6 separate regions of the Homo sapiens genome follow, and all the other regions are linked to region 4. Evidence: chromatin contacts called from ENCODE Hi-C or POLR2A ChIA-PET data. All regions are on one chromosome and are shown on one strand. The core of a region is the stretch at or near the end of the contact, and the rest is flanking DNA. Distances in the headings are between cores, read along the strand shown. Region 1 holds the start of PIAS1 (protein inhibitor of activated STAT 1). Region 2 overlaps LOC101929129 (a long non-coding RNA gene). Region 3 holds the start of FEM1B (fem-1 homolog B). Region 4 holds the start of SIN3A (SIN3 transcription regulator family member A). Region 5 holds the start of TLE3 (TLE family member 3, transcriptional corepressor). Region 6 holds the start of ANP32A (acidic nuclear phosphoprotein 32 family member A).

What was found. A loop is a pair of places that touch in the nucleus more often than their neighbours do. ChIA-PET counts read pairs that join two places held with the same protein, here RNA polymerase II (POLR2A). Pooled maps may share reads with other maps.
Region 1: a pooled map shows a loop between it and region 4 (22-fold over the local background). The contact joins the promoter of PIAS1 here to the promoter of SIN3A in region 4. A Hi-C loop is called at or near these places in 3 of 50 pooled maps. POLR2A ChIA-PET finds 5 or more read pairs at or near these places in 2 of 52 experiments (B cell and CD4-positive, alpha-beta T cell).
Region 2: a loop to region 4 is called in a map with no recorded cell type, with 14 times the contacts of the local background. The contact joins the enhancer-like site here to the promoter of SIN3A in region 4. A Hi-C loop is called at or near these places in 1 of 37 single-sample maps with no recorded cell type and 2 of 50 pooled maps. POLR2A ChIA-PET finds 5 or more read pairs at or near these places in 1 of 52 experiments (activated naive CD8-positive, alpha-beta T cell).
Region 3: a loop to region 4 is called in a map of gastrocnemius medialis, with 16 times the contacts of the local background. The contact joins the promoter of FEM1B here to the promoter of SIN3A in region 4. A Hi-C loop is called at or near these places in 1 of 168 maps with a recorded cell type or tissue (gastrocnemius medialis) and 4 of 50 pooled maps. POLR2A ChIA-PET finds 5 or more read pairs at or near these places in 1 of 52 experiments (naive thymus-derived CD8-positive, alpha-beta T cell).
Region 5: a loop to region 4 is called in a pooled map, with 19 times the contacts of the local background. The contact joins the promoter of TLE3 here to the promoter of SIN3A in region 4. A Hi-C loop is called at or near these places in 5 of 50 pooled maps. POLR2A ChIA-PET finds 5 or more read pairs at or near these places in 2 of 52 experiments (CD4-positive, alpha-beta T cell and Panc1).
Region 6: a map of naive thymus-derived CD4-positive, alpha-beta T cell shows a loop between it and region 4 (35-fold over the local background). The contact joins the promoter of ANP32A here to the promoter of SIN3A in region 4. A Hi-C loop is called at or near these places in 1 of 168 maps with a recorded cell type or tissue (naive thymus-derived CD4-positive, alpha-beta T cell) and 5 of 50 pooled maps. POLR2A ChIA-PET finds 5 or more read pairs at or near these places in 1 of 52 experiments (activated CD8-positive, alpha-beta memory T cell).

The regions. Positions count from the first base shown.
Region 1 is chr15:68,050,610-68,055,564 of GRCh38, reverse strand. It overlaps PIAS1 (protein inhibitor of activated STAT 1), which reads right to left and starts at 1,250. Exons shown (of 14, transcript NM_016166.3): 1 at 1,215-1,250. The coding sequence starts at 1,238. RefSeq lists a silencer at 952-1,451.
Region 2 is chr15:70,013,678-70,018,851 of GRCh38, reverse strand. All of the region lies in intron 2 of LOC101929129 (a long non-coding RNA gene), which reads left to right. Among named protein-coding and RNA genes, the nearest start is that of MIR629, 63 kb to the left of the region's middle. RefSeq lists enhancers at 1,991-2,040, 3,447-3,950. Within about 2 kb of position 3,836, at least 4 of the 41 ENCODE cell types and tissues checked have a DNase peak (open chromatin) inside an H3K27ac peak, as active enhancers do.
Region 3 is chr15:68,274,675-68,279,305 of GRCh38, reverse strand. It overlaps FEM1B (fem-1 homolog B), which reads right to left and starts at 1,561. Exons shown (of 2, transcript NM_015322.5): 1 at 641-1,561. The coding sequence starts at 888. RefSeq lists enhancers at 722-921, 664-1,565 and a silencer at 952-1,281.
Region 4 is chr15:75,448,500-75,453,540 of GRCh38, reverse strand. It overlaps SIN3A (SIN3 transcription regulator family member A), which reads left to right and starts at 1,851. Exons shown (of 21, transcript NM_001145358.2): 1 at 1,851-2,118. RefSeq lists enhancers at 317-406, 436-967, 1,197-1,246, 2,957-3,086, 2,514-3,433 and 1 more and silencers at 1,887-1,986, 2,207-2,706.
Region 5 is chr15:70,095,056-70,099,544 of GRCh38, reverse strand. It overlaps TLE3 (TLE family member 3, transcriptional corepressor), which reads left to right and starts at 1,628. Exons shown (of 20, transcript NM_001105192.3): 1 at 1,628-2,770; 2 at 3,284-3,384; 3 at 3,904-3,967. The coding sequence starts at 2,747. RefSeq lists enhancers at 1-308, 396-1,370 and silencers at 301-450, 521-600, 2,190-2,359, 2,370-2,489, 3,210-3,639.
Region 6 is chr15:68,818,671-68,823,224 of GRCh38, reverse strand. It overlaps ANP32A (acidic nuclear phosphoprotein 32 family member A), which reads left to right and starts at 2,330. Exons shown (of 7, transcript NM_006305.4): 1 at 2,330-2,527. The coding sequence starts at 2,474. RefSeq lists silencers at 1,789-1,848, 1,919-2,078, 2,129-2,378, 3,879-3,988, 4,249-4,488 and 1 more and enhancers at 3,050-3,631, 3,632-4,213.

The DNA of each region.
Region 1 (4,955 bases), core at 1-2,500, 7.4 Mb after region 4:
ACTAAACCAAAATTATTCAAGCGGAGCCCCATTTGTCACAATCCAGTCATAAGGGTTCCACCACCCCCTCCCCCAACTGCTTGTGTAGTGGTATATCTGCTACGGTAAAGAAGCCATCATCAGGTAAAGATTGGGGTGGGAGAAAAGCGGGGAAAAGGGGGCACCCTTTCATCTAATTTCGTGAGGCGTGAGTAATTGGTACTGTTAAGAGGAACGTTCTATTTATCGGGGGTTGGAGTAGCATGAGGGGAGAATTTCGTTCAAATCAACATGGCCAGCAAGATGTCCCTACAAACAAAAGGCAATGGGGGGATATAAACACGAACCATTCACCTCCATCAGCTACAGCATCGCCATCATGGTGTGTGCAGAGACCCCCAAAGGCTCCTCTCACCCTCCACACCAGCTAAGGCAAAAGAAGGGAGAGAGGTAGCTGCATCCCCCCCTCCCAACACTGCTTCCAAAGACACACTCTTCGAGGGGGTTTCTCCCCTCGGCTGCCCGGAATCAGAGAGAAAGAGTAACGTCCCGCTCACTACCTCTCAGCCGAACCCCAACGCCGGCCCGGGGCTCGCTAAACTTTACCAGAGCTTCTCCCCCAGATCCCCACCCTATCGCCCCGGGATCGCGCTTCCCACAAGCGGGGCACCCCAGGCGCTTCCTGACAAGCGAGCAGCCGGGGAAAGCCGAGTCCGGGGCGGGGGCTACTGGGATCCACGGAGGGGCGGGGCGGCCGAAGCCAAGTTCCCGGGGGTCTGAGAAGAGCGCCTGACAGGAGCCCGGGACTGCAAAGGAGGAAGAGGAAGCGGCCACGGGGAGCTTTCCCAATCCCCCCTACGAGAGCACCCTGCCCCCAGCCCCAGCTCCCCATGGGGGGCAGGGAGGCTAACTGGAAGGTGAAAAAGCCGAGCCCATGAGACAGCTGCAGCCCCTACCTCCGGACTCCCTATCTCTTCCCCCGCCACCCCCGCCAGAGGCGCCCACAACAATAACACGCCGGGGACGACCCGTCAGCGCCCCCGAGGCACCCGGGGCCCGCGGCCCGCCGCAGGCGGGCCCCCTCTGCTGAGACCGGGCGCGCCTCTCTCCCTACAACTCCAGGCCCGGGTGGAGTCAGGCCCGAGAGGCCCCCCAGGGTCGGACCCATCCCCCCTGGCAGCAGCGGCGCCGTCTCCGCGGCCGAATATTAGAAGTGAATTCGAGCTGCGCTTTACCTTTAGTTCCGCACTGTCCGCCATCTTGCGTCTGTCAGCGCAAGCGCAGTGAACTTCGCCGGGGGCCGCCGCTAGACCCGCCCCTCTAGCCGGCCTGGCCCCGCCCCGGCCCGCCCCTCCACCTTCCCAGCCCGCCTCTAGCCTCCGCCCCGCTCAGGGCGCTCGAAGCCCCGCCCCGGGCACGTACAGCTGCGAGACAGGCACGTTCCATTTAAATAATGGCGCCAAGCGGCGAGGTTTGACAGTTACTGCCCCCTCGGTCTCCCTGCCCCCCATCCTAGCTCGGCCAGCTCCTCCCGGGAAGGGCCGGAGCGAGAGGGATGCTGGCCTGAGCCCCATCTCTCTGCGGTCCGCGGAACGCTTCTGCATAGCTTCGACGCCTACGGTCACAGAAACAATGCTGTCCCCCAACCCCCAATAAGCAAGGCTTTTTCAGCACCTGCTACCTGCGAGGCTACCAGTGGGCTAAAAATAGAAATCCATTACATTTAAGGGGCCCTTAATGAAGCATTTCTATCATTATTGGCTCAGATCCTCTTGATAACGAGGGGAGGTAGGCAAGGAAGAGATAATTCCCATGGTATAGATTCAGAAATGAAAGCTCAGAGAGGAAAAGTGACTTGCACAAACAAGTATTTTAACGAGGTGGCGTAAGACAAAATTTTGAAGGTGTTCATTAACATTTTTGTTTAAAAAAGTATTTATTTAGTGACCATCTGCTTGCCTTGTGCTAACGGCTAAATATACATTTTGAAATCAAAGTCCGTGCCCTTCTGTAGTTCTCTAATGGGGAATCAGAGAAGTGAACGAACAAAGATACAATTGCAAATGTTAGTGAGTACCAGAAAGGAGCAAAAGGTCATTGAGAGAGAGAAAGGGTTTGGGAGATGTACTTAATTCTGGGAGGGTTTTATCCACTAAATTGACATTTAAGTAGACTTGATGGAAGGATTATTTCATTCCTTTTCGTCTCTACTGAAAGCCTTCTATATACCTCCTCCCCAACCCCCACTTTTACTAATCAACTTTGCCTCATAACTCATGGAAAAAATGAAAGATATCAGAAATAAACTCCCTTATCTTCTCACCATCAAAACCACCCTTATCTGCATAGTAACATTTGGGTTGCTATGAATGAAGTGTCCCTGCGCCTAGGAAGGCCAGTCCCTTTACCAGTGACCGGATTTTTTTCACGCACATTCCTAAGGATTTTACTCTTACAATTACCTACCCTCCAGCATCGTTAGTTTTTTCCCTCTCAATTGAATTGCTCCTATCAGCATATAAATATATTGAAATTTCTCCCATCTAAAATAAACTTCCTTTGACTCCAAAATCGCCTCTAGGAACTGCCCTATTTTTCTGCTATCTTCATAAATTCTTAGAAAGGTTTTTCAAGATCTCTCCAATAGTGCTTGTTCCTACCTCTCACTTCACATTCACTTCTCAGTCTACCCTGATCGAGCTTTGGCTTCCATCATCTGTATCACTTATCAAGATTACTAATGATCTTGTTTCCAAAGGCAATTGCCAATTCTCTATCCATATCTCAATTGACCTCTCTGTAGAATCGCGAATAATTGACATGGTTCCTTTGATTTGAAACACTTTTCCCCCTGAACTTACCTACACGTCACAGATAGTCCTGTTCCCTCACTGGGCCTCCTTTTTGATATGCTGGTTTCTCCTCTTTGGCTCAATCTTTAAATGTTGGACTGCTCCAGGGCTCGGTCCTTGCATTCTTCTCTATTTTATCACCAGGTGATCTCATCTAACTGGTTGACTTGAAGTCTATATGCTCATGACTTTGAAAATGCTCTCTAGCCTAAACCTCTCCATTGTCAAGAAACAAAAGTAAAACAAATTGAGATTCAAGATCTCATTGGCATTATTGCACTCCTAGAATTGGACAAAACTTCATTCCACAAAATAGAATAAATGTTGCAATGAATCAAGCAGAGGATGTTAACTTTAGAGACAGAAAATAGACTGAAGAAGGCAGAAACAACAAAAAGCAGATTGGTTATATCAAAGTCACTTTTCTTTAAGGTGGAGACGTGGAGACAGAACAGTAGAAAGAAAACTGATTGGTTAACATTGGGTTACTTCAGGTATTCTATTTTAAGGATTAAAACAGGAAATTTCATTATCATGCCTGTTAAAGATTGAAACTTCTGTTTGGAAAATTGGCTATCTCTCTTACCATTTTTTGGAAAACCAGATAACTCAGTTTTGTTTTGGTGAACATGGGTGACACCATTTTGATTTTTAGTCTGATCTGGAGGCCTGATGCAGGAATTTGGTTGAAAACAATGGCATCCCATGATTTTTATTTAACAACCTAGGTGAAATTGTGACTAAGACTGAGGGCATTAGCACTACCCTCATTTAACATCATTCTGTGTTTCCAGTCTCAACACATCATTTATAGATTACAGTGTCCTCATGATTTTGTATTTCTGTCATTGCAGCTGAAGAGAGACCATATGACATTCAACAATTGGCTGTATGCAAATATGTAAAACTTTTTGAGAGAACATAATTGAGAATTGTGACTATCAGGAGGACAATGCCAAGAGTTCGGAGTATGCTTCTTAGCTAGGGTTGCCATAAACCAAACCAACTAAAATCAAATAGATCAAAGAATGAGCCAGATGAGAAATCTACCTGTTTTCACCAAGTAGCCTGCTAACTTTTTGAAACTGAGTCTCTACAATACCAGATTATTTATGTACAACAAGAAGTGACAGCAACAGCACAGATTTCCCCGTTTGGTTAGTACGCAGCAATTCTATCATCTAGCATCTCAGAAATGGGTTAAATTAAAGCAAAGAGTGCTAACTCTACAAAAGAGGCCACTAGTAAAATTTGAACAAACAGTTGCATTAGGGATGTTGCTAAAGTTACCCACTAGGTGGAATAAAAGCTCTCTTGGGTCCTGTAAATGTTTGGGTTTGACCCTTTATCAACTTACCCACAAAAACTACTAATTGTGAAATTTTAACTACAGCATTATCCTGCCAAGTGGAAGAGGTGGGCATAAGCAAGAAAAAATTAAGAAGGGAAGGAGTCTTATCATGGTAGCGAGTCTTATTCTGACAGTCTTGGAAAACGCTGTCCACAACATGATGTCAGCAATTTCTCATCCTGGTTTGCAGTTTAAATGTCTCTGGCTGTGGCATCAGGTGTTCTGCTAAACTCTCTATGTGGCTCCCTCATCAAGCATGGGACTTGTCCCTTGAAATTTATATCGAGTTGTTCAGCTTAGCAGTTTTTGTTCATGGTTGGAGAATTGCAGTCAGATATTGAAGGCAACAAGAACTCAGGATCCAGGCTAGTCTATAGATAGATGATAAAAACTCAAAAACAATGAACAAAGCTGCAATCTAGTAACAGGTGTACTATGGTTTTCTTCAGAAACATAATTTTTCTCTCTACAGTCATTCCCATTTCTACCAAAGATAATCATGGTAAGACCAATTTATTTTTAAAATTAATTTAGTTTCAAACTTGACCTGATTATTTACATAAGTGCGGCAAGAATAACCACATAGGCTTCTTTTAAATTTATTTTGCTGGAAATTGTGACAACAAATCTGGACTTTTAAAAACCTCTTGATGTTAGGAAGTCAAACCAAGGCAGACATCAGACTTTGCCTGCAATATCTAATATCTTGAGGCTTCTGGGCCTGCCTGGAAGTGACTACTTTTATTCACTATAAAGCTGAGAACACTTGAAAA
Region 2 (5,174 bases), core at 2,587-5,086, 5.4 Mb after region 4:
CCCAGCCCTCTCACACCAGCACATCTGGCTGAACTGTCCTGAGCCCAGCATTCTGCAGCAGGTAAAAAAGCAAAGCAAAAGTTCATGTCAGCCAAACGCGGTGGTTCATGCCTGTAATCCCAACACTTTGGGAGGTCAAGGCAGGTGGATCACTGGAGGTCAGGAGTTTGAGACTATCCTGGCCAACCGTCTCTGGTGAAACCCTGTCTCTACTAAAAATGCAAAAATTAGCAGGGCATGGTGGTGGAGGCCTGTAAACCCAGCTACTCAGGAGGCTGAGGCAGGAGAATTGTTTGAACGTGGGAGGCGGAGGTTGCAGTGAGCTGAGATTGCACCACTGCCCTCCAGCCTGGGCAACAGAGTGAGACTCCATCTCAAAAACAAACAAACAAAACATTCATGTCAGCCAGCAAAACCTGGAGCCATACACCAGCTCTGATTTTCCTTTCTGCCTCCTATCTTAGACCCTTGGGTTGTGGATATTGGTGCTGTGGAGGCCTAGGGTCCAGGCTTGGTCATTTACCCTCTCTGGGCTCTATCTATAAAAACAGGGTACTTGTGTCTCCAGAAAGCCCTTCTTCACCTCTACAGCCCCTCCTATCCCCTCTGCCCTGCCCTCCAGGTCTCTCTGTCACACACACAGACTCACACTCTCAGGTGCATTCACAGAAAAACACACAGACAACATATGCAGACTCACACACAAACATAACACACACAGGCACATTTACATACACAAGCAGGGACACACTTATACACACACCCACAGACACACAGACATATGAAGACAACATTTCTTGTGCCACATCTGCTCTCAGTCACAGGCTGGAATTTTGTAGAACTGACCTCAGTGTCCCGGTTCAGTGATCCTCAAACATGACTCCACATTAGAATCCTCTGGGAGCTTTTAGACCACACCCCAGACCCATCACATCACAATCTCTACAGGCTGCTTCCAGACATCAATATTTTTTAAAGCCCCTAGGTGACTTCAATGTGCAGCCACGGTTGAGAACCAGTGACCCCCAATTTATTTCCTCACCTGGGAAGGAGCCCCCTAGAGTGAATTACAGAGAGGCACCCCAGCACCAGATGCAGAACTCACATTTCCAGGCCCCATCAGTCTCCCTCCAGCTTGCCTAATCAACCCTTGACCCTAATTGCCCACAGCAAGGGGCAGAGTTCCATCACCACCAGCCAAACCTCTACTGCCACTTTAGGGAGAGAACTGAGCAAGAATCACTTTCTTTCATCCACGTGTTGGGGAGGGATGTTTCTCAGATTGGAGGAGACCACCTGCATGAGAATTCTTGAGAGCTTACTAAAATGCAGATTCACAGGCCCCAGCACACACCAGCTGAGTTGCAGTCTCTAAAAGCTGTGCTTGAAGCCTGCTGGTGACACACGGTAGGCTAGTCTGAGAGTCAGAAGACCAGGGGTTGAGTCCTAGCTCTGTCCCTGACTTGCTAGGTCACTGTTGGTGGGTCTGGCCTCTTATCTGTAACCTCTTGGGGAGTCTCATGAAAAGCAACAAAGTCTGTCTGAAGGAAGACTTTGCAGGCACAAGAGCGCTGTATAAGTCGGTTACTTTATTGTTATTGTTGGTTTTGTGCTTGTCATTTACACTCTCTGGGTCCTGCTATGACCTGACGCCTCAGTGAATGAATGCGGGTGGAGAGCTGGAGGGCTGATAAGCCCTGGAGATGCTGTAAAAATAGCCACATGCTGGTCATGCACAAGGTGTGGGGTGAGAGTGGTGTATCTATCAATGTCTCTGTGCCCTGCAAAGCAGGGATGATGAGCAAGGCCCTGTAATTATTATAGGGATGTTCTATTGCTCCAGCGAAGCCTGGACTTGAATGAAGTCTTGGAGAGAGGGAAGAGGAAGGCAGAGGAAATGGAACATTTTTGAGCACTAGCTACATACTAAGTAATCCATGAGGCACTTTCACGTATCAGTGCATCAAGTTCTCATGCTCAGTTTTACCCCCATGAGGTGAGAAAATGGAAACCCCAGAAGAGAAAACAGAAACTCAGAGTTACGACCTGTCCCGAGTCACTCAGGCAGCAATGGCAGGGCTGGGGTTAGAACCCAGGAAGGTCTGTTTCCTGAAGCCCCGGGTGTTCCCATGTACCACATGGCCCTCCACTGTATGAGAGCTTGCAGGCTTCACAAACAGCCTCTCAGCCTGCTGGAGGTGTCCAGCCTGAAGCCCAGAGCCCTTGAAGGATCTTTGCCCATGTGATGTTGGGGGATCACCCAGCCAGACCCCTGCCCTGCGTTCCCTCAGCTTTCTGGGGAGGATGAGAACATCTGAAGTCAATCGCATTCTAACAACACAGGGTTTCAAAGATAAAGATCAAAGGCAGAGGAGGTCAAAGAAACCAATGTCAGATTCCCCCCAGATTAAAGCAAAAGGAGCCGCACTCCCTGCAGGCTGAAGTCTCCAGGACGCCTGCCTGGAACCCGAAAAACTTCTCCAGCCTAGACTCTCAGCATCTGTCAGCTAGTGCTGTGGTAACAGAGGGCAGGTCACAGATGGACAGAGTCACACAGAACGGGTCAGGGAGTCCTGAGAGGGAGAGAGAGAGAGAGGGACAGAGATGGAGAGAGACACACAGGGAAAGCAAGACACAGCGAGCCAGACAGAGATGTTCAGAACGAGGCAGAGAAGAGAGACAGAGAGAGAGAGAGAGAGAGAGAGAGAGAGAGAGAAAGCAAAACAGAGAGCCACAGATGCAAAGTGAGGTATCGAGGCATAAAAATAGTGTCGGAGTAAAGCAGAGGCCAAGCCAGGCTGGGAGAAATCCTGAGCGCAGGACAAGGCTGGCCCCGGAGGCATCAGTGTGCTGTTGTGCAGGCAGAACTTTCCACTGATCACACCCCCTGCCCGTCAGCCCATCCTTGATCTGCCGTCCTTTGCCTCCACGTGGAGGCTGGCCTGATGTCTAGATGGAAGGCCGAGGCTCCCAGGCAGAGGCTGGCAAACAACCCACCAAACAGGCTGGAGGGGCCCCCTGGGGGTCAGGAGGGCTGCGGGGACCTGGGTCCTCAGGCCCCTTAGAGACTGGAAGCCTCCCACCCCCTACTCTGCTCATGGCCTGGCCAGACCTGCAGGGCCCCCATGGTCCCAAGCCCTCCCGCTGTGGCCTGTGCCTTACTTTCTCCCCTCTCCCTGTGTGCACCAAACTTGTGAAGCCCAAACCAGCCTTCCCCTCCTCCAAGAAACCCACTGGGATTTCTCCAGGCTTCTTTTGTCTGCATTGCAGCCTCATGGTTCAGTGATGCAGTGTTTGTGTTCTAAATGCCGTGCACAGAAGTTCTGTGTTCCCTCTTTCCATCTCGATGTCAAATCCTCTTCCCTTTCCTCTTCCCTCCCCTCCCCACCCAGGCCTCATGGCATGTGCACTAAAAGGCTTCCATGAGGTTCTGAAATGTGCTCTTTTCATTCAGAGAGTGCTCATTCCTTGACTGCCTTCAGCTGATCCTCAGTTCGGAGGGTAGGAAGCAGAGGACAGCGTCGTGCCCAGCCGACCGGGGAAGGAGGCCCAGGCAGGAAGCTTGTGGAGCTAGCAGAGCAGGTCTGAGGCAGGCTCAGCTCTCAGCCTTTTGTTATGGACTGCCCCCTGCCTCCAGCCTCTCTTCCTGAACCTCACTCAGGGCAAGAGTTGAGCATCTGCATTAGGCGGAGGCGGGGTTATTCCACCTTGCTGGCCTGGCTCAGACCTAAGAGCCTCATCCCCACGGGCCCAGCCTGCAACCTGGCCTGAACCTGCTCTCTCACTTCCCTTTCTCAGTGGTCAGCACCTGCTGAGCTCCCCACACCCTTGTTCCCACCCCTGCCAGGCACACCCTCTTCCTTTCCCCAGAGGCCTCCTTCTGGGCTGGTCCTGCTTGGCCAAAGCCAGAGGCAGGGCTACTCAAAGTCCAGTGGGGGGAGAAATGTGAACCCACAACCCACCCAGAAGGAGTGAGAGCCAGGCCATCGGGGACCCCCACATTCGCAGCAGTAGTTTCCCCACCAGACTGAAGTGTGTCTAGGGCTGGGGCCATGCCTGCTGGTCTCTGTATCTCCCAAGCCTAGCCCAGGACTTGGCACTTAGTGGATGCTTGGACAATTGCTGAGCAGGTGAAGAGGGTCCAGGCAAAAGACTGAAGCCCTGACAGCTTCGAGCTTCCCTGCCTTCCTTCCTGCCATCATGATGCCAATGACAAAGTGATGCAAAATAAAAATATCACTGAGCAAAGCACGAACAGCGTCACAGCTGATACCCACAACAACTCTGGTGCCCAAGGCACAGGAGGCTTGGTGACTTTCTCAAGGTTCCCCAAGCCAGTGAGTGGGGAGGGCACAGTTGGACTCTGAGTGTAAGCTCTTGGGCACACTGCTGGACCCCAGGAGAGGCGGGTTCTCACAGCTCCCCTGTGACCTGAGGTGAGTTCCATTTCCCCTCCGAGCTTCAGGCTCCTCGTGTGTGAAATGAGGTCTGAACTCCTTGGGTTCTTCATTCCCTTTTCTCGGTTAACATTTCCTAATAATTTAAGGGAATGAGATCACCTCCACCTCCCTTGATTAAGATTCATGCAATAGTTCGAGGCAAGACTCCTACCTTCAAAGATCTTACAGTATAGTGGGGGTGAGACATAGTCTATCTAATATTCAGACAGTGGGGCTGTGGAAGCCTCAGGGAGGGGAACTGGAGGCCTTCCTGGAGGAGGACGGGATGGGGTGGGCCCGCAGGGAGGAAGCATTTGCCCTGTGGATTTGTCAGGAGGGGAGGGGTGGGTGTGAATGGGAGTGTAGTTGAGAGGAAGAGTGCAGGAGGAGGACACCGGCCAGCTGGAATGGAGAAAGCCATGAGTTTCTAGCAATTTCCTTTTCCAAGCCCCTCTTGCAAGTGAGCATCTTTAATTTATTAAGGGACTGATTTGAAATCATCCTCCCTCTCTCCCTGCCCACACTCCACCCTCCACTGCCTATATTTCCCCTGACCATAAATTTCTTTTTAATGACAGTTTAGAAAATGAGCAAATCTCTAGTGACACTTTTATCACCCCCAGGATACTTTTAATAAGAGGTTTCGGTAGATTGCATTCTGGGAGTGGGGGGAGGGGGAAGGCAAGACGGTAGCTTCACCAACCTGCGCAGAGCTGTTCTCCCCGGTCCCAGCCC
Region 3 (4,631 bases), core at 312-2,811, 7.2 Mb after region 4:
ATGGCATCATCTCCCACATCAGGTCCAATGCCATCTTAGTAGCCAATATATCTACACCGAGCAACGTGGAGGAATCAGAATCATGTCTTGAGATGTCTGGCTGCGTGACAATCCCTCATGATGCTGCAGCTGCTGCTGGTTCTAGGTGCTTATTTTGACATTAAAGCCCAGCAGCCCACTGAAGGTTTTACGGAACCACTCACTTGAAGGGAGTAAAAATGGATGCCCAAATAACTCTTTCGGAGTTCTTCAATGTTAACCGCTGACCTCCTTAATTTCTGATCAGTTACATCACCAGTTCCACTAAAAGTAAAACCTGGAAAGGCAGCCACCTCCTCCAAATGGCTTGTTCACAGACTATCTAGTAGAGAAGACGACTATTAGATTTCAAGGCCGAGGGTGTGGTTATCTTCCCACAGAGGGAATGAGGGGTAGGGGCTGATGAGGACGGGCAGCAAAACATGGGATGGATTATTAGCCCTGGAAGATGAAGTGGGCATTAGTGGGGCAGGAGGTGGTACAAAAAGGGGAGAAGTGAGTACCTACATGAAGAGAGGGTAAGAGAGGGTGAGGGAGGGGAGGGCCCGTGAATTAACGAGTCCGCGCGCGTCGGAGAGAGGCTGGCTTGGGATGTACCTACCCGTCGAAGCGGACGGTGCCAGTCTGCTGAGTCTGCACCCGGTAATGTTCTAAGAGCAAGCGTACCACCTTTGCGTGTCCATTGCGGGCTGCGATGATGAGGGGCGTGGAGCGCTGCCCTCCCTGCTGGCTGACATAGCCAAGCAGATAGCGGATGTCGCTTTCAGACCGGTTGAGAAGCAAGGCGGCCAGAGTCAGCACCTTGCCCTCGCTGGCCGCCTTGTATACATAGCCAGCCAGGCCCTCCATGGCCGCCGCCAACTCCAACACCCGTTTGGTCGCCACCGCTGCAGCTGCCGTGCGCCCCCGGAGGCCGCGTTCGCCAGCGCTTTAAACCTGGGCCCTCACAGCCCATTCAACAGGGCGCCGTCGCCGCCGCCGCGCCCAGGCAGCAGTGCGGCCCAGGGAAGGCGGAGACGCAGAGGAGGCCGAGTGCCGCGAAGGGCACGTCCGCGACCCAGCCCGCGCAGGGAGGAAGGCGGTCAGGGCCGCCCGCCAGGTCCCAGGCGCCGGCCCTGGACCGAGGGGATCTCCATGGCGGACGCCGCCCCGGGCCTCAGGCCGGACCCCTCCTTCCTGCGGGATGCGACAGGCGCGTGCCCGAGCTACGGGTCGCCGGCCGGGTCCCGAGAGGACCTCGCGCACCCCGGATGGCGAAAGATGGGCGCGTCTCTCCTGACCCGGCCCACCCGGCCTAAGGCCTAACACTGCCTCCTCCTGCGCTTTCCGCCCTTCGCCGTCCCTGACTGGAGGAAACCTGCAGGCTCTCGTCCGCCGAGCTCAGAAGTGCCAGGCGCTGCCAACGGCCCCGGAGATCCTCGCGTAGGGGCCCCCGGGGCGATGCGGAACGCTCCCGCAAGAGCGGCGCCGGAACTTGGGCGGGGAGGAAGACGAGCTTTCGCAGACAGGGCCGGGAGGAGAGGGCGGGAGCGGGAGGGACGCTAAGTGGGGTGTCTCCGCCTAAGCCGACCGGCGGGCACACGCGGGCCCGGTAGAGAAAGGTTCTGCTGCGCGTAGTTGGCCCATCCCGTTTGGGCCTGGATGTCCTCAATGTCCTTGACTCCTGGAACCTCCTCCTGGCCCCTAAACGGCCCTGAGGGTCTCCAGCCAGGGAGTGGGGGCGGAGTGAGGGCGCTAAGCTGATGGGCTAAGGAGACCACCCTATTTTACTATAGACGGTGCGGGTCCTGCTTCTGCCCCTGAGCCGGGGTTAGGGAAGGGGTTGCGCGTACTCGGAGGGTCCATTTCAGGAAAAGGGCGGCGTTTCTGAGTTCCCGAAATGTGGGAGGGCTTGAGAGCCACAACACCAGGCTCTGAGAAGGGACTGGAAGTACGGCCTGACTTTCCCGGAGAAAGGGGTTAAGTGTGAGAGAAAGATGGGAGCGAAGGGGAGCTGCGCTCGCGGTGGAAGGAGCGAGGTATCCTGGGAAGGAAAGCGAGTCCCGCGTTCAGACAGAGCAGGAATCTCATCCTGAGCCGGCAGAACCTCCGTTTTCTCACAGACATCACAAGATTGTTGTTAGGATTTGAAACGATCGTTTATCCAATGAATATTAGAGGTCGACTACGTGCCAGGCTCTGCTTAGCACTAGGGATTCAGTAATGGAACAAATAAGTCAACAAATGATAGACAAGATCAGTTGAACTGGTATCATTACCATTTGCTCTGAAGCAAATGAAATAGAATGATGGGGGCACTCATTTAGTTTGGGTGATCAGACAAGACCTCTATGACAAGTGACAAGAACAGACGGTATTCTAGGCAAAGGGGACAGCTAATATAAAAGTCCTGAGGAGGGAACAGTCTGGTGAGCTCGGAAACAGAAAGGTCAGTGTGGCTGCAGCAGAGTGGGCCACAGTAAGAATGATAGATGAAGTCAGAGGATGCAACACACGTTAGGGCCTAATAACCCATAGCAAAGGGTTTAAGTCTACTCTGTGATGGGGGCATTTGAAGGGTTTTAAAGAGGGAAGTGACAAGATGCTATTTGTGTTTTTTAAAAAGATCACTCTGGCTGCTGTATGGAGAATAAACTCTGGAAGGCAAGAGTAGATAGGGGGACAGGCCTTGGATTAGGATGGTAGGAGTGAATGGTAGGTGATGAAGCTTCTGGGACAGTCTCAAAAAACTCAATATGAAAGTGACTTCCTCCCTCTTCCTCCCTTCCCCAAAGGACAAAATTTACCATAGAGAAAGAACAAATGCATTTATGTGGCTCCAAGGGACTGGGCTCGGCTCAACAAGTTCACATACATTATTTTATTTGAACCCCACCATTCCAATTCTAGGAGGTAAAGGCCTCACTTCCATTGCAGCTATTGGTGGAGGTGTGGGTCACTTCTCAAATTCTCTCCATTCTACAGCTCAGCTTTACCCACTTATTGCAGATCCCTACAGAAACACGAGTTATTTTTCTCCTTACCATAAACAAAAACAGCATTGGCAATAAGGGCTGAAGGTAAGATTCTACTGGTAGCGTCTCTGAAATAGCTGATAGAGAAGTGGGGGAAGCTGGCTGGTTTATTTGGGGACTTCAGGGTCATGAAAAAACCCAGTGTTTGACAGGGACCCAGGCTTTTTGGTCTCGGATTCACACATTCAGATGTGTGATGACTTCCTTTTCTGGCTCCATACGGCAAGCATGCACCTCATCTACCATCTGTCTCCTCTCTGCCTTTCTATCTCTCTCTGTCTCTCCATATCTCTAACTCCGTCTCCCTACCACCCTCCCTCTCCTCTGCCAACACACTTTGATTACCTGGGCACAAGCTGACCTGGAGGAGTGCCTGGCTCTTTAGAAAAACCATCTCCTCATAGCCTTTTACCCTATTATGTTCCTGAATCATTCTACATTCTATTCCGAACCAACTTTCTGAAGAAGGTGATGTAAAAAAGTCCAGACACAGGCCCCTTCTTCCAGTTTTGTTTTCTAAGGGAGACCTGATTCATCCAGACTCATTGCTGAATAAGAGACTCCCTTCTTCCTCGTGCCCTCTCTACCTCAGTTTGGTGGTATAACTGGATGGGTACTACAAGGGGTGACTGCTCCAAGGGTCAAGCTAGAGAGGGGCTCAGAACTTGCATTGTGTGGCCTCCATCCCAAGATGGGAATACCTCTTTGCTCCAGCAGCCCAAAGTCAGGAGGTTTGGGCTGCTGTTTTCTTCTGTGTTTATCAAAGTTGCTTCGTATAGGCTTCTGGGCTCCCTTGGTTTCTTAATAGCTATTGGCTGACTGGAGACTATTTAGTTGCTTGTTTACCTGGGCTTAGAGGGTGACGTTTCTGTGGTCAGGTTGTGCAAATCTGGAGAGAGGATATGTAAACAGGACAAGGCTGCTTTCCCAAAGGCCAGGGCCCAGAAATAGTTCCTTGTGCTTCTGACCTATTTCCTCCTCCCTGGACAGAAAGCCACTGAGCAAATGTGCAATAGTAAAACATAACTACAAGTAGCTATATCCTGATGGAGATTGATTTGCTGATGACAACAAACTGCAGCCTTCCACCTGGAAATAAGGCAGGACTGACCTTTCCCCGCACTTTGCTTCCTAGGCATTATAGTGGCCTATGAGCAGAATTTGCCATGCCTTCCATGGAGCATTCTTTTTCCAAGTCAGGTCAATCCAGCCTGCAGCTGTAAGTCAATGAAGTTCCTCAGATAAAGTGCATGCAAAAATGTTATTTTTCAAGCACCAGTAAAGACACTTGTTTTAATCTTATACCCCTTGCACGTACTATAGAGGAAGAGGGTGACCCTTAGTGTTGAATAGATCTGGGTGGGATTTCCATATCTATGGACAAGCTGTGGCTCTGGGCCAGTTTCTACATCTGTACAATGGAGTCAAATCTTTTCCTTGCAGGGCTGGTGTGATGGGAACATGCCAGCTTCTTCACCAAGCCTGGTCCTATGAAGGGGTGCCTCAGTACATACTAGTTTCTCTTTCCTCTTATTCCCCTCCTGCCCACCTGACAAAATCCTTCTATTTTGCCCACGT
Region 4 (5,041 bases), core at 602-3,101:
CGTGGGCGGCCTAATGCTGGCTTGGGTTCTGAGTAGTTCTTGATACCATGGTGGGAATGCCCTGTGGTACTCAGTCTAGTGGTGGAAGGCGGCGCAAAGTTAAAAGTAGCCGTGGGTCAGTTCTGCTGGAGTGCCGCTTCCTCCTAACCTCCGAGCAGTTTGGCCCTGGGGTCGCTTCGTTGGTCTGACTTATTTTTAGAGCTCTGTCCTGGGGCAGGGCTTGGCTACTGGCGAGGCTGCTCCCACCTGTCGGCTACCCTTGGAGTTCACAATTCGCTGCTGTGGTTTCGCGGCTCGAAGCCATCGCTGGAGTCAGGCCCACCTGCTGCCAGAGCTCGTTCCTGGCCGTTTCCGCTGGATTGCAGAGGGAGGACAGTGTTGGACCTAGGCGTGGGTTCCCTGGGCGTGTCCCTTGGGGTCTTAGCTCTCTGGGAGGAGGGTTCTACTTATTCGGGAGAGCGGTAACAACGTAATCCCGTCACCTCTCCTGGCGCTGAGAGAGCGCCCCCCAAAGTAAGATCAGCGTCAGGCCCACGCCCTATTTGGTGAATAAATAAAAGCAAACTAGGAATTGAAAGCACTTTGTCTCACTGTGTGTTCGAGGCACTGTTACCTACACAGAGAGGGCACAGGAACTGCTATTAACACTCCCGGCCAAGGAGAAGGTGAACAGCCGTTATCTTATGTCCCCAACTACGGAAATTTTATCCATTCTCTGAGTGTGGCATGTCCCCAATGTTAATTTATGCCGTGGCCTGTTTTGGTGTTTTCCTCTCCTTTCTCAGTTCTGAGGATGCCTCCAGATCCACCCGGGAGATCGTGAGTACCTTGTGCCTCACGCTCCGCCTTCCGGAGGCTTGCCAGGGCGGTGGCTGTTAGAGCCCGCCTCTCTTTTGGTTATCTCCGCCCTCTTAGGACTGCATATTCAGCTCTAGGGAGTTTACTTCTCCGCCTAGGTCTCCAGACCTTAGTTCTGTACTCTACTTGGCTGAAAGGAGTTGCCAGCTGCTCCGGATATTTGTGTTTACAAGGACGCAGTGTGTAGAATGTAAACTGTAAAGATAACTGGACGGAAGGATGAGTTCTCATTCTCTCATTTTTTTTGTGAGGGAGTCCTCCATGGTGGGCTGCCTTTCCTTCAAATCCTAGGATGTGGAGTCTCCGCTGATGAGCTCCGCTCCCCCTCCTATCTCGGGCCCTGGAACTCCGAGCTTCAGTCTCTAGTGTAAACATTCCACAAAAGGACTGCTAAGGTTCAGCCTCCTCGCGCAGGGTGGAATTAGCTCCTTCCTAGACGGGCGCCCTGGCCAATGGAGGGTCCTACCAGCGCCAAGATATCCAATCCGACTCTTGGGGCGGGGCCTGGCCCGGCAGTGCGGTAGGCGGAGCCTGTTTCACTTACAGACATTTTACCCCACATCGGTTACTTACCTTACTGGGGCGGTGGGAGAGCCAGGGGTAGCCTTCCAATGCGATGACCAGCGGAGGCGGGAGCCAACTTGTTAGGCCTGTGGCTGAGACGCTGCAGGGCGGGTTATGTGGTGTCCTCCAATGAGACAGGAAGAGCTTCCCTGCTTCCTCCAATAGTGTTGGGGCTCGGGGGTGGGCTTCAGCAGTCCGTCTCCAATAGGCGGGGTTGAGTTAGGGAAGCTCCCCGCCAATAGGGGCGTGGAGAAGGAGAGCGGCTCCCCCTCCCCTACCAGTCGAGGGGGAAGGGGCGGGAAAATCATAAGACAGGCCTCGGTGGTTGGCTGAGTCTTTGACGGGCGGGTATTGCGTCCTGTATTGGAACGAAGCTGAGTCTTCCCTCTGCGGGGCGGGGTCGGGGGAGTGGGCGGGATTTCCCGGGTAACAGAGAAGCGGCCGCGGCGGTAGAGGCGGCGGAGACGGTTTCTCCATCTTCCCCCCTCCCCTTCCCCCCTCGGAGTTTCCCTCCCTCCCTCCCTCCCTCCTTCCCAGTCTGGGCACCGGAGCCTGTGACCGCTTCGTTAGTGGAGAGGTAGCTGGCAGTCCGCTTCGGCGGGCCTGTGCCCCGCGCCGTTCTCGGGGCCTCCCTGCTGAGCTCGCGGCTCACGCTGAGAGGGACACGCAGTGACGAGCGGCCGAAGCAGCTTTGCGGTGAGAGCACGCTGGGCCGGGGGCCGGGCGGGAGCCTGGTGGCGGGTAACGCCGGACTCGAGGGTGTGTATTTTGGGGGGGGGGGGCTGACCTCCTCGGCTTCCCGTAGAGCAGACGGGCGGGAGGTGTGTGGTTGTGTGAGGGGGGTGGGGGGCGGAGCGGGGTAGCTCTCCGCGCGGGAGGGGGAGGAGAGCGTAGTCCCGGTGCGCGCGGAGGGGGGCGGGCTCTCGCGCCGCCGCTCAGAGGCGGGGCCGGCGCGCGCGTGCGATTGTGGAGAAAGGGGCGGGGCCGGCTTCGCGCTGAGTGCAGTTTGCGGCCGACCACCCCCTCCCCTCCTCCTGGGGTGGGCGGGGCCTCGGGCTGGCGGCCGCGCTCTGGCCTGCTGGGGTCGGGGAGGGGTAGGGGGGGGTCTCCCGCGTGTAGATTCAGGGCGCGGCAGGGAGGGGGCGTGAAGTCTGAGTTCCTCCGCCTTCTTGGGATCCGGTTGGCCGGAGGGGCCGTACTGATCCGTGATGCCACTCCCCTTGGCCGTCCCCCCCTGCACCCCGCCCAGGCCCCGGGTTTCCGCCTCCTTGGCAATGAGGAGGTGCTAGGGAAAGCCCGCTGTCGGGTCTGGCTGGGAGTCTCGGCGCCTAGATCTGCCCCGCCCTATGTCTCCGTGGGGAGGGAGGGGCACCCGCCGACTGGGAGCTGTGGAGGTGTCAGGACTTACTCTTGTGGCTGGGTCATGCCTTCTGCCTGGGGGCACAAGGGCCCTGTGCCGGAGCTGCTTTCTCCGCTTTGCTCCATGCAGCGTGTCTGGCACCGTGCAGCCAGGAGAGTGGGAGCATGGTCACCCCCACTCCCCTCTTGGTTGTAACTATTGGGGCGAAGTGCCCAAGGTCCTCTTGTAGGAGCGTGCGTGGCTGGTGCTGGAACCCTAGATCCGCGGTGGTGATGGTAGGGGAGGGGCAGGGAGTCATCAGAGACTAGAAATGTGGCGGAGGGAAAACCTTCCCTGGGGTTCCCTTGATGTTCAGTTACCGTGGCTGTACGGGGCGGGGCTTCCTTTGAGCCAATGGGTGGTGGGTAGTAGACTTGGCGTCTGTTTCGGTGCGTTAGGACTTTAAACGAAGTTAGCCTTGAAAAGGCAGTGGAAGCTCCTCCTCTTTACAAGGCTGAGATTTATAACAGGAAAGTTTGGATTTACATTTTAATCTCAAAACTGGTCTGTTTATAAAGTAGGGTTTGTTTTTTTTTTTTAAGAACTCAGACTTTGAATAAAATACTCCGATATCTCTGACAGTTGTATTTTTGAATGCTTTCATTGTGCACATGGTTCTGCTATATAAACTTAGTTTCCTGGACGGGCGCGGTGGCTCATGCCTGTAATCCTAGCACTTTGGGAGGCCGAGGCAGGTGGATCACTTGAGGTCAGGAGTTCGAGACCAGCCAGGCTTACATGGCGAAACCCTGTTTCTACTAAAAATACAAAAAAAAGCTGGGCGTGGTGGCAAGCGCCTGTAATCCCAGCTACTGGGGAGGCTGAGGCAGGAGAATCACTTGAACCCGGGAGGCGAGGGTGCAGTGAGCCGAGATGGTGCCATTGCACTGTAGCCTGGGCGACAGGAGCAAAACTCCGCCTCAAAAAACAACCAAAAAAACTTGGTTTCCTAAAGAATTTGCTATTTAGGTAACTATAGGTGAAAAGTCTTTTCTTTTTTATTTTATGTACTTATGTTAGACCATCTAGACCACTTTCTATTTATACTCTACATAGTACAGTGTTGTTGCCCTTTTTATTTCAGAGGAGGGTGGAATTGTGGATCAGGGTAGCCTTCTGTATGTGACTTCTGTAGCGTTGCCCTCCAGCCTGTATTGGAGAGTTGCCTTAGGGCATTTCAGATTTAGATAGCAGAACCACATTAGATGAGGTTTTTGCTTTCACTTGATACATTATCTTTTCCTATTGAGAGAAATTATTTCAATGTTTTTCACATTTTTCATGAGAAAAATAAACATGGAACCAATGTTTATTTATGCAGTAATGTCTAAATGAGCCTCTGGTTAATTATCTGAAGTGAAATTCTAGATTTGTGCTTTGGTTAGTAGGGCCTGAGTGGTACCCTGTGCTATATTTATGTGAAAAGGGTAGGTGGGTCCTACCTTCTCTGCTAAGGAAGTTGCAAAAGCAATAGCATTTTAGTTTAGCAAATGATGGCTGTAATAGAATTGGTGGGGAGACAAAAAATCCAGGTGGTTTTTTCTGATGCCATAAACTGAGAGAGATAGTGGAGAACGATTGACCATTGAGGAAAATTTGGGCTACATATATAGTTCCCATGATTTGCAGTGCTGTATACTGGGGAACACAGAAGAGTCTATAAGGATTCAAGTAAGAACCTGGTTTTGCTGTATTAGGAACATTTTCATAAATGCTTCATAATCTCCAGATAATTATTTTATATACTATAATTTTGTTCAGAGATAAATAGCTTAGAAAGATTGGCACTTCGTAATTAAGAGGGTTTTAATAATTTACATACAGAGAAAGACTTTTTTTCTTTTTTAAGGAAGGAGGTGTGTAGTAATTTGACAAGATTCCTGGTGAAGTATAATTCTTTTTACATCTTCAGTGGGAGCAGACAAGACACTGGAGAGCTGTGCATGGCAGATGTTAGTACCTGGGAATTTTAACTGGAATTAAGAGGTTATATCCCTGGCATTCAGTAGTTTAGCATAGTGCTTTTCATGGCTTTCTCTCTTTTCTGGGCAATCCACCAGCCAAGAGTTTGTTAAGCTTTACTTTCTGTAGGCCTTTAAAAAAATAAATAGTATATGCTTTTTCAAAATACACCTTCCTCGCCCCTTGAAAAATAAAAGCTGATATTTATTGAGCACTTACTGTGTCACAGATACTGTGTTAGGCACTAGACTTTTTTTT
Region 5 (4,489 bases), core at 379-2,878, 5.4 Mb after region 4:
TTTTGTTTCTAATGAATGCTGCGGCCAGATGCTCGCATCTGTCGAGCCGGGCTTCTCCCTCCCCCGTCTTCGGTGCGCGCCGAAACACGATTTATGTTTTTATTTAGGAGAATAAATAAATGAAGAGGGGAGCGCGGTTCGGGGCTGGCGGCCGGAGCGGGCGCGGGGAGGTTCAGTTCTGAGGCGGGTGCTCACGTGTAACTCCCCGCGCTCCGGCCTCCGAGCGCCCGCTAGCTCTCAGCTCCTCATTAAGATGCAAAAGCGAACCTCCGGCTCCTAATGAGGGGAAAATATAGATCCGGGGACGCGCGGCCGGCTCGCGCGCGGGCTCGCGGACTTGCCGGGGAGGGCCCCGGGGGTCCCGCCTTGGCCGTCCACCGGGCGGTGCGCGCTTTGAGGTCCACTCCCTGCTTGCTCGTCTGCCCCGCCGTAACCCCGAGCGCGGGAGGGCGAGGCCATCGGTTTGCGGGCAAGCTGGCCCCGGAGTCGAGTGGCCTGTGCGACCAAGCGGGGGGTCCGGGGGGCCCGGGGCCGGGGCGAGCGAGCGGGGGAGCGTCCGCGTCCCTCGGAGTGTCCAGGCTAGCGACCGAGACACCTACAGGCTTCCGCCAACGCCGTGGCACTGCCGGGAGCAGGCTGAGCAAACCAGGTGGGAACTCGGAGTTCCCGGGCCTCGGCCGAGCAGGGTCCCGACCCCATCCCCAACCCCCTCAGCCTGGGGATGCAGTGAGGAGCCCGCGCGGCGAGGCTGCGTCGAGGGTGAAGTTGTGCCCACGGGGAAGGCGCCCCGAATGGGGCCAGCCGTGGCTGAGCCTGTTGTCCACGGGCAGCCGGGCCCTTCCATCTGCGCTGCCCGCCTAGCCAGAGTCCCTCAGACTTCTCCTCGCAGGCAGCCGCCGCACATCAAAGGAGCTGTTTATTTGGCTTTCTGAAAAGAAGGGCGAGTGAACAAAGGAGAGCTGGGGGCTAATGTGGGGGAGGCGGGCAGAAGAAGGGGTGAAGAAAAGGGGACATCCTGAGTTCCGAGCAAATTTTTAAAGGTCGGAGGCAACTTTAGGAGCCACCGTTTTATCAGTCCTAAATCTTTTGAAGTGAAAACATTAAAGTGACAAAGTGATTGTTTGTTTTATAGTATCTAATTGGGCTGCTTTGCAGACCTAATGAGATTAGAGGGAGGAATCGTTCGCCGCCGCTGCAGAATAAACTGATACATTACTACCAGCCACAGGTTTTGAAGATTGTACAGCTTGTCTTATTTTCTTTTGTTGTTATTCCTCTGTCTTCCCTCTTTCCTCCTCCCGCTAAATAATTATTTGCTAGTAGACCGTGGGAAAAAAAAGGAGGAAAAAAACTCGAGCAGCCCAGGACTATAATATATATCTATTTATTATATGTCTTTCGGTTAATTCCTGATCTGAGGAGCGCTGTTTTTCACTCCCATGCGAAAGTCACCAGCGGGTAGGGCCTGATTGCTACTTTTCATGCATAGTTTTAGACACAAGAGGGCATTGTGACGTCGCGCCCAGCGGCACCCAGTCGTAGGCCGAGTCCCGCAGCCCCACGTGGGGGCCCCGCGCTCCCATTGGCCAGCGCCGGACGAAGCTGCCACATTATTTTGTTACTTTTCAGTCCCTATTTGGAACTGCTCTCGCGGCAGTTCAGACCTCGTGCTCGTCCCCTTCGCCTGTCTGTGTGTGGTATCCGTAGGTCCGGGGCACTTTTTTTTTTGGTGTGTGTGTGTGTGCGTGCGCGCGTGTGTGTGTGTTGGGTGTGTGTGTTTTGGGGGTTTGCCGGGGCGCGGAGAGGAGAGCCGGGCCGAGGGGAAGGAAGGAAGCCGTAGAGCTCCCCGGTCTCGGGCTGCGTCTCCCCTCCAGCGCTCTCCTGCCTGTGCGCTCCGACGCGGCAGCGGCGGTGGCGCTGAGCGCTCCTCGGTGGGGACGCGGTGCTCAAGCTGGGAGCAGCGAGAACCCTTTGCGGAGGCTTCCCGTGCCCGCTGGACTTAGGATGCCAGGGCGTTTGATTTGCACCTACTGAGCCCGGAGTTCCTCCCCGGCCCTGGGAAGGGCTTGCAGCGGCGGCGGCGGCGGCGGCAGCGGCAGTAGCAGACGGAACAGCAGGCTCTCCTCTCCGAGGGGGGGCGTCGAAGCGCCCGCGCCGGGCTCCCGCCCTCACCCTCCGGCGCTCCTGCGGCCCCAAGCCACCACCTCGTAGCCCGCCTCCTTCCTCTTCTCGCCGCGAGCCCCAGGCCCGGACGCCTCTAGGATCGGACCCGCGCGCCCCGGATGCTTGGGGCTGCCCCGGCGCGCCCCCCTACAGGCGCGACCCGCTGAGTGACCCGGAGGGGGCCCGAGCTCGCCCCAGGAGGGGCCCCCGGCCTCGGGACCCCGCGCCGGACCTGCTGGGGAGCCGACGATGTCCGCGCAGTCCCAGGCATTGACGCGCTCGACGCAGCCCAGGGAAGGCGGCCGGCCGCTGCCCGCCGAGCCCTAGGCGCACAAAGCCCGCGCCCGCCGCCCGGCCCCGGCGCCCGCCGACGACTTTGCCGCCTGCTCCGCGGCTCTTTGTCTCCACTTGGGGCGGGCGCCCGACTCTGGGATTTCGCTGCGAGAACGAGCTGGGGGGGCCGGGGGCGAGCTCTCGGTTTCCCGGCCGCCCCCCGCTCGGGCTCGGCTCCCCCCTCCCCCGCACCTCCCCGGCCCGGGCTCTCGGCGCTTCCACGCTCTCGGAATCACGACCCCTCCCTGCCATGTATCCGCAGGGCAGACATCCGGTGAGTAATTGCAACTCGGTTTATTTAAGCATCTATCATGGCAGGGTAAACGAGGCAGTTTATCTGGCACCTCCATTTTGCTTGTTGCTACCTTTATGGTGTGTGTGTTTGTGTGTGTGCTCTCACACAAAGGGGGATGCGGCCGGGGGGCGCCGTTGAGAGAGGAGGTTAATTCCGCGCGAGTGGCGCGGGGGGCTGCTTGTGTTCCAGGGGGAGCTGTTCACGCGGTCCCCGGCCCCGCTCTGAAGTCTCCCAACTCACCCGGCTTGTCTCCCGCCCCCGCCTTACTGGGGAGAGGGAGGCCCTTGGTGAAAGGCATGGGAGCCCCGCTGCCGACGGGGAGAGATGGGGCGCCCCCCCTCCGCCCCGTCGGAGAGCTGAGAAACTTGCTGGGAAGGTTCTGGGCTGAGGGTGGCCTCTTTTGGTTGGGCGCCGTTGGGGAGGGGCCGGGGCCGCTCTGAGCGCGGTCTCATGCCCCCGCCCCCTCCCCTGTCTTGTCTTCGCGGGCTCCAGGCTCCCCATCAACCCGGGCAGCCGGGATTTAAATTCACGGTGGCTGAGTCTTGTGACAGGATCAAAGACGAATTCCAGTTCCTGCAAGCTCAGTATCACAGGTAAGGCCGGTGGGGGCCGCCCCGGGGCTGGCGGGGAGGGGTGGGTCCCCTGCGCGGCTCCTGCCATCCCCCGCGGGGACGGAGGGGGCTCCCGACCTAGGGGCGGCGGGGCAGCCCGGGCCTCCGCCTTTTGTTTCCCCTTTCCGAGCGCGCCGCCTTAACCCTTTACTGCCCGCAGCAGCCCGGCTCCCAGCGCCGCCCGTGGGGTCCCCGAATGAGGGTCTAGGTCGCGGCGAGCGGGTTCACTCCGGGTTCTGGGTGTCGGGAGCCAGCGTCAGGGTCCTACTCCCCTGCTGCCGTGATAAGTCCTTTGGCTCGCGGGAAGTTTCGAATTGTTTCACATCCCCCTCCCCACGGCGGGGACCCAAATCCCCCCGCGTCCCCAGGCTGTGGGATAATGGGGGCGCCCCCGGGGGGGTGTCAGGAAAGTGGAAAAGTGGCTCTAGAGGCCCTTGGGTCGGGGCCTCAGAGGAGGCTGTCCAGGCGCCACGCCTGAGCCGGCTCCTCCTGCCCTCGCAGCCTCAAAGTGGAGTACGACAAGCTGGCAAACGAGAAGACGGAGATGCAGCGCCATTATGTGATGGTGAGATGCGGCCGCGGGCCTGGGGGGCGGTTGGGGCGCCGACCCCGGCCGGGGGCGCGGCGTGGATCTGGGGAGATGAGCGCCAGGTCCCCACCACCGCCCAGCCGCAGGGCGGCCCTGAGAGAGGGCATAATCTGGTCTTGCCCTCCCCTTCCCCAGCTTCCATTGCCGGGGCCACTTGGAGGAGGGTGAGTGAGGGGAGGGGCAGAAAGAGAAACCCCGATTCCAGGCCGGAGACTTCTGTACTATCTTTATGTGCCTTTAATTTGTGTTTTGAAAGTTTCCCAGGGGCTGATTGCCATTGCCCTATCTTGGCTAGTAAGATAGGATTGGACCAGCCCATGTGAAATTAGGGTTGGTAAAAATCTCTCTTAGTGACCTCCTGGGAGTGTTTGGAAACTTTTCTGCTTTGCAGCTGGGATCTAGCCAGAGTAGGACAGAAGCCCTCCTTCCCCAGGGTGTTGTGAGGAGTGGAGAGGCCTTGTAAAGCTCTCTCTGCCTCCACTCCCCTCCTCAGGGATC
Region 6 (4,554 bases), core at 1,081-3,580, 6.6 Mb after region 4:
ATTTTCTAACATTAATACAAAAGTCATCAAAATGTATAAATGTAAGATGCTTCTAAAAACAACTGTCACATTTAACGTTTTGATTTAGTAATCAGGCCATGATTTTTTCGATTCTAATTTGTTTCTGTACTTTCTCTTTAATGGGGGAGGGGGTGGGCTTCTAAGTCTTCCTCTTGAGTCTTTGTACAATAAAGTGAGCTATTTGCTTCTATTTAGCAAAGCTGGATGGGGCATATCTCTGCATTTGATTGGTTGGTTTTTAAGGGATTACTCCTCTGGAAAGACACTGTCTCATATTGCATTGCTAGCAGCGTGGTCTTAACTGTGGTTAAACTTTTAAATTGAAAATGAACATTTACCATCAAAGAGAACACAAACTTCAGGACTCCTATGTTACACAGATCATACACACCATATTGACCTGTTTTGATAAGAGTTCTGTTTGAATACAATCCTAAACACCATATCCAGAAATAACAACTGTCTCAATGGCATAAATAGGAAATTTGGGGTTCCTCATGTATTACAAAGAAGCCAATAAAACTTAGAATAAATTCCAACTATACAAATAGGCTTCAATAAGATTAACAAAATCTGAGGATGACAGGCAAGTCAACAAGTTAAATAAATTATACTATTTATACCCAGATAAAATAAAACAATGACTTCTAACTTTTATGGTGCATTTCCCACCTAATCAGAGTAAACATCAGACTTCAAATTCCATTTATCATTTTATCTGAAAGAATTTACTGAGTAAAATCCTTAGTTGCAGGGCTTTACACTTGCAATCCATCAGGTTGCAATATTAAAGTTACTACAGCTTCTTCCCCAGTGTAAGCATTCTGTATGTGTTTTATTTACATTGTCACTTTTTATTTCCTCCTCAACTTCGTATGTCTAAGAATGAAACTGGATTGCTATTATGCAACAGTATTTTAACTTTGCAACATACATACTGGCTTATCTCTCCTTTGAACTCCTGTTCCTGAAAAATAAACATATGTATCCAGAAAAACTACCTTGAGGCGTGTGGGGAAGAGTGCAGACATGTAGAAACAAACACTAAAATACAGTCGTGTGGAAAGGTAAGGATGTATCTGTCCTCGTTGACAACAATCCCCGTGGTTTATTAACAGCCACAGGCAGCCAACTTAGTGCCGTAAGTCGGTAACCCAGTGGGCATCGGGGCTTTAAGGTCTCTTAAAACTTAATGTGATTCAAAAATACCCAAGGCAACCACGCCGAAAAACCAGGAGAAAGGGCTCCAGTTAGAGCCTCCTTGGCAACCCAAACCGAACCGAATGACTCAGGTGGACGATTAGAATAAACCGTGCGCCGTTCTCTTTCACTAGGTCTATAAAGCCCAGAAATTATGTTTGGTCCAGAAAACCAGGAGTTATGAGCACCTTCCTTTTCCACCTTTTAATATTCTACATATCTAGCAACGGTTCTTAATCCATGGTCTTCATTCATTTATTGCCTAAACAAGATCTTGGGTGTCTCTTGGTGATCACTTCTTCCAAGCTGACCTAATATGACAGCAAAGTGAAAAGCCTCTTCGTGGGAAGGGTCGCGACCGCGCGGTAAGTCATCCAAAAGTGGAAGCATCTTGCTTTTACTGACTTATGTATACGAGGGTGGCGATGGTGGCGGCCTGACAGGGACGAGGCCGGAGGGGAAGGGGCGCGCGGGCTGCTGGGCAGCCGCGGTGGGGGTGACGGGGGCAGCCACGCTCCCCAGCGCGAGCCGCCGGACCCGGGACCCGACGAGCCCCTCCCGGCATTGCACCCTGACCCCTCTCCTCCTTCCAGGCCTTTCATCTGCCCTCCCGCTGGGCAGCCCGCGGTCCCCGGACCTCAAGCCGCCCGCCTCCTTCCGCAACCCCGTCGCGCCGCCCCGCGAAGCCCTCGGCCGGGCGGGGACCCCGACCCGACCCCTCCGGCCGCGCCCCTCCCCCTCGCAGAACGCACCTGCGGCCCCGCCCCCGGCCGAACGCTGAGGCGGCGGCTGGCTGGCAAGGCCGGGCGGCTCGGCCCTCGAGGCACAGTCACCTTCCCTTCCCCCGCCATTCCGCCCACCCCCCTCACTCAGCCACAGAGCAGCCGCCGCGCTCCTCAGCCGCCCCGAAATCTAAAGGGGTCCGTCTCCGGCACCACTACCAAATGGCCGAGCCTCCCTGGCCGGCTGCGCAGCCCGCCCATTGGTCCCTTCCCCCCCCCGCCGCCACTGCCATTGGCTGTTGCCCGGAGACCCTCGGCGGCGATTGGCTCGGGCCGCTGCCGCTCGTCCATGGGGCCGCAGATCCCGCCTCCACGGCGATCAGGTTAGTGTGCGCCGCGGGTGCTGGGGGCTCGAGAACCGAGCGGAGCTGGTTGAGCCTTCAAAGTCCTAAAACGCGCGGCCGTGGGTTCGGGGTTTATTGATTGAATTCCGCCGGCGCGGGAGCCTCTGCAGAGAGAGAGCGCGAGAGATGGAGATGGGCAGACGGATTCATTTAGAGCTGCGGAACAGGACGCCCTCTGATGTGAGCATTTGCCAAAAATATCTCTGTCGGTCCATTCTCCTACTTTGTGTGTGTGTGTGTGTGTGCGCGCTGGGGGGAGGCACTTTTTTTGGGGGGGGGCGCCCGGGAGGTGCGGGTTTGGGGGTCGGACTGCAAGCGAATTGGCAAGGCTGGGGGGTTGCAATGCCATCCGAGCATGTTCCGGCTGCCGCCGCCGCTGCCCTTGGTGTGTGACTACCTGTGCGTGTGCTCCCGCGTGTGCGAGTGTGGGTGCGAGAGTGTGCGTGCGAGTGTGCACCCATCGGGGGCCGGCGGGCGCACGCGTTTGGGTCGGAGAGAATGAGGCGAAATCACCCTCGGAGATCGCTGCTCCCGTGACTCCGTCTGGGGGGAAGATTAACGAGGGAGGAGGAGGAGAGGGGCTGCCTCCTGGATTTAACAACAAAAAAAGGGGGTTTTACATTTTATAAATGTATCCCCCCTTCCGCCCCCCTCCCGCGCCTCCCCCCTCCCTTTCTCTCGCTCGCTCGCTCGCACACACAATAAGTTTGGGGCTTCGCGAGTCCGGTTTAGTTTCTGATAAATGTGGGCCGAGGCCCCCGGGGAGAGCGCGTGGGGAGGGGGCTGCAGCGGAGTTGGGAATGGCTGGAGTTTAAAGTGCGTCTTCATTTCTTTGCAGTGATGAGGCGAGAGACGGGGGAGCCATATTTGTAACTTTGTAGTGTTCGTGAACGCGCCCTTTCTCTCCCTCCCTCCCTTTCTCTGCCTCCCTTCCTCTCCTCCTCTTTCTCCCTCACTCTTTCCACCCCACCTTCGGGCCAGATGCTGATGTTTCTTCCTTTCCTTCCGAAGGGAGGATAAATTAGAAGGAGGGGGAGGGATTTTCGAACGTGCTAAGGCACAGATAATCCCCGCGTCTCCCTGCCTCCAGCGATCGCTGGTGCAAGTTGCCCAAAGGCTACGTCCCGGTGCCCCCTCGCCCCAGCTCCTTCCGGCTTCCCCAAGATGCCAGCCTTTGGGCCCTGGTGCCCCCCAGCTCGAACCCCCGGCCCGTCTTTCTCAGTGCTGGGCTTGTCGGCAGCCATTCGGCGCCTGCTTAATAAATGGGCACGGGAAACTTTGTCAGGACGCGAGCTGCCCGGAGCTGGCGCCCGTGGTGGGTACTGGCTGGGTCCACGTTTATGCGGGCATGGCAAACACGCAGCTCTAGGATGGGAGTTTGCCCGCTAGCCGCCGTTATTGATTGGGCAGCGGCGGGAGCACGGCCGGAGGAAACTTACACGGGTGGGAATCGCGAGGCTCGAGCGAAAGCTTACCCCTGAGGAGGGGGAAGGTGAGGGTGGGTGACTCGAACGCTGGTTTTTATTTCTGCCTCCCTCTCGCTTTCAAACCTGAGTGTTTTCGGCGAGTTGGCGGCTCTGGGGCGGAGACCCTGGCCAGCTCCCCTCTTGGCCCCTTGGGGGGACCGGGGACGCGCTGGCGGGAGGACGCCCCCAGTCTCGGTGGCCCGAGCTCCATGGAGTTGGGAGTTTGGGCAGCACCGTGCGCTGGCCTGTCGCCCCTCTAGCCCGTTAAACCCGAATCCCGGCGAAGGCAGGCCTCGCTTCCTCTTTTCCCTAGTTCCTCCCCCAAACCTGAGTGAGACTTTTGAAAACAAGATCCTTTTTGTCTACCCCCTCCCCGCCTTAACGCAGCTGTGGACTGGAGACGTGCGAGTGCCTTATGGCGCGCAGGGCGGGGAGGGGGCGGCCGCGGGAGAGGAGGGGGCGCCGCCGGTGGAGGCCGGAGTTTCCGCGCACTATTTGCGGGCGGTTTGCCTCTCTCCGGCCGCTTTCGTCCCGGCCGGGACCCGGCGCCTAGCGTTTGGGGGCTGGGTGTGGTGATGGGGGAGGGGGCCGGGGCCGCGGTCTTCCCGCGTACTTTCCGGAAGCCCCCTGCGCGGAGGGGGAAGGGCGCCAAGCGCGGGGCCGGGGTCGCCGCGGGTGGGTGCGGGGGCGCGGCTGGCCTGGCGAACCCGACCGACGCTGCCGGCCCCCCGGGAGCAAGCA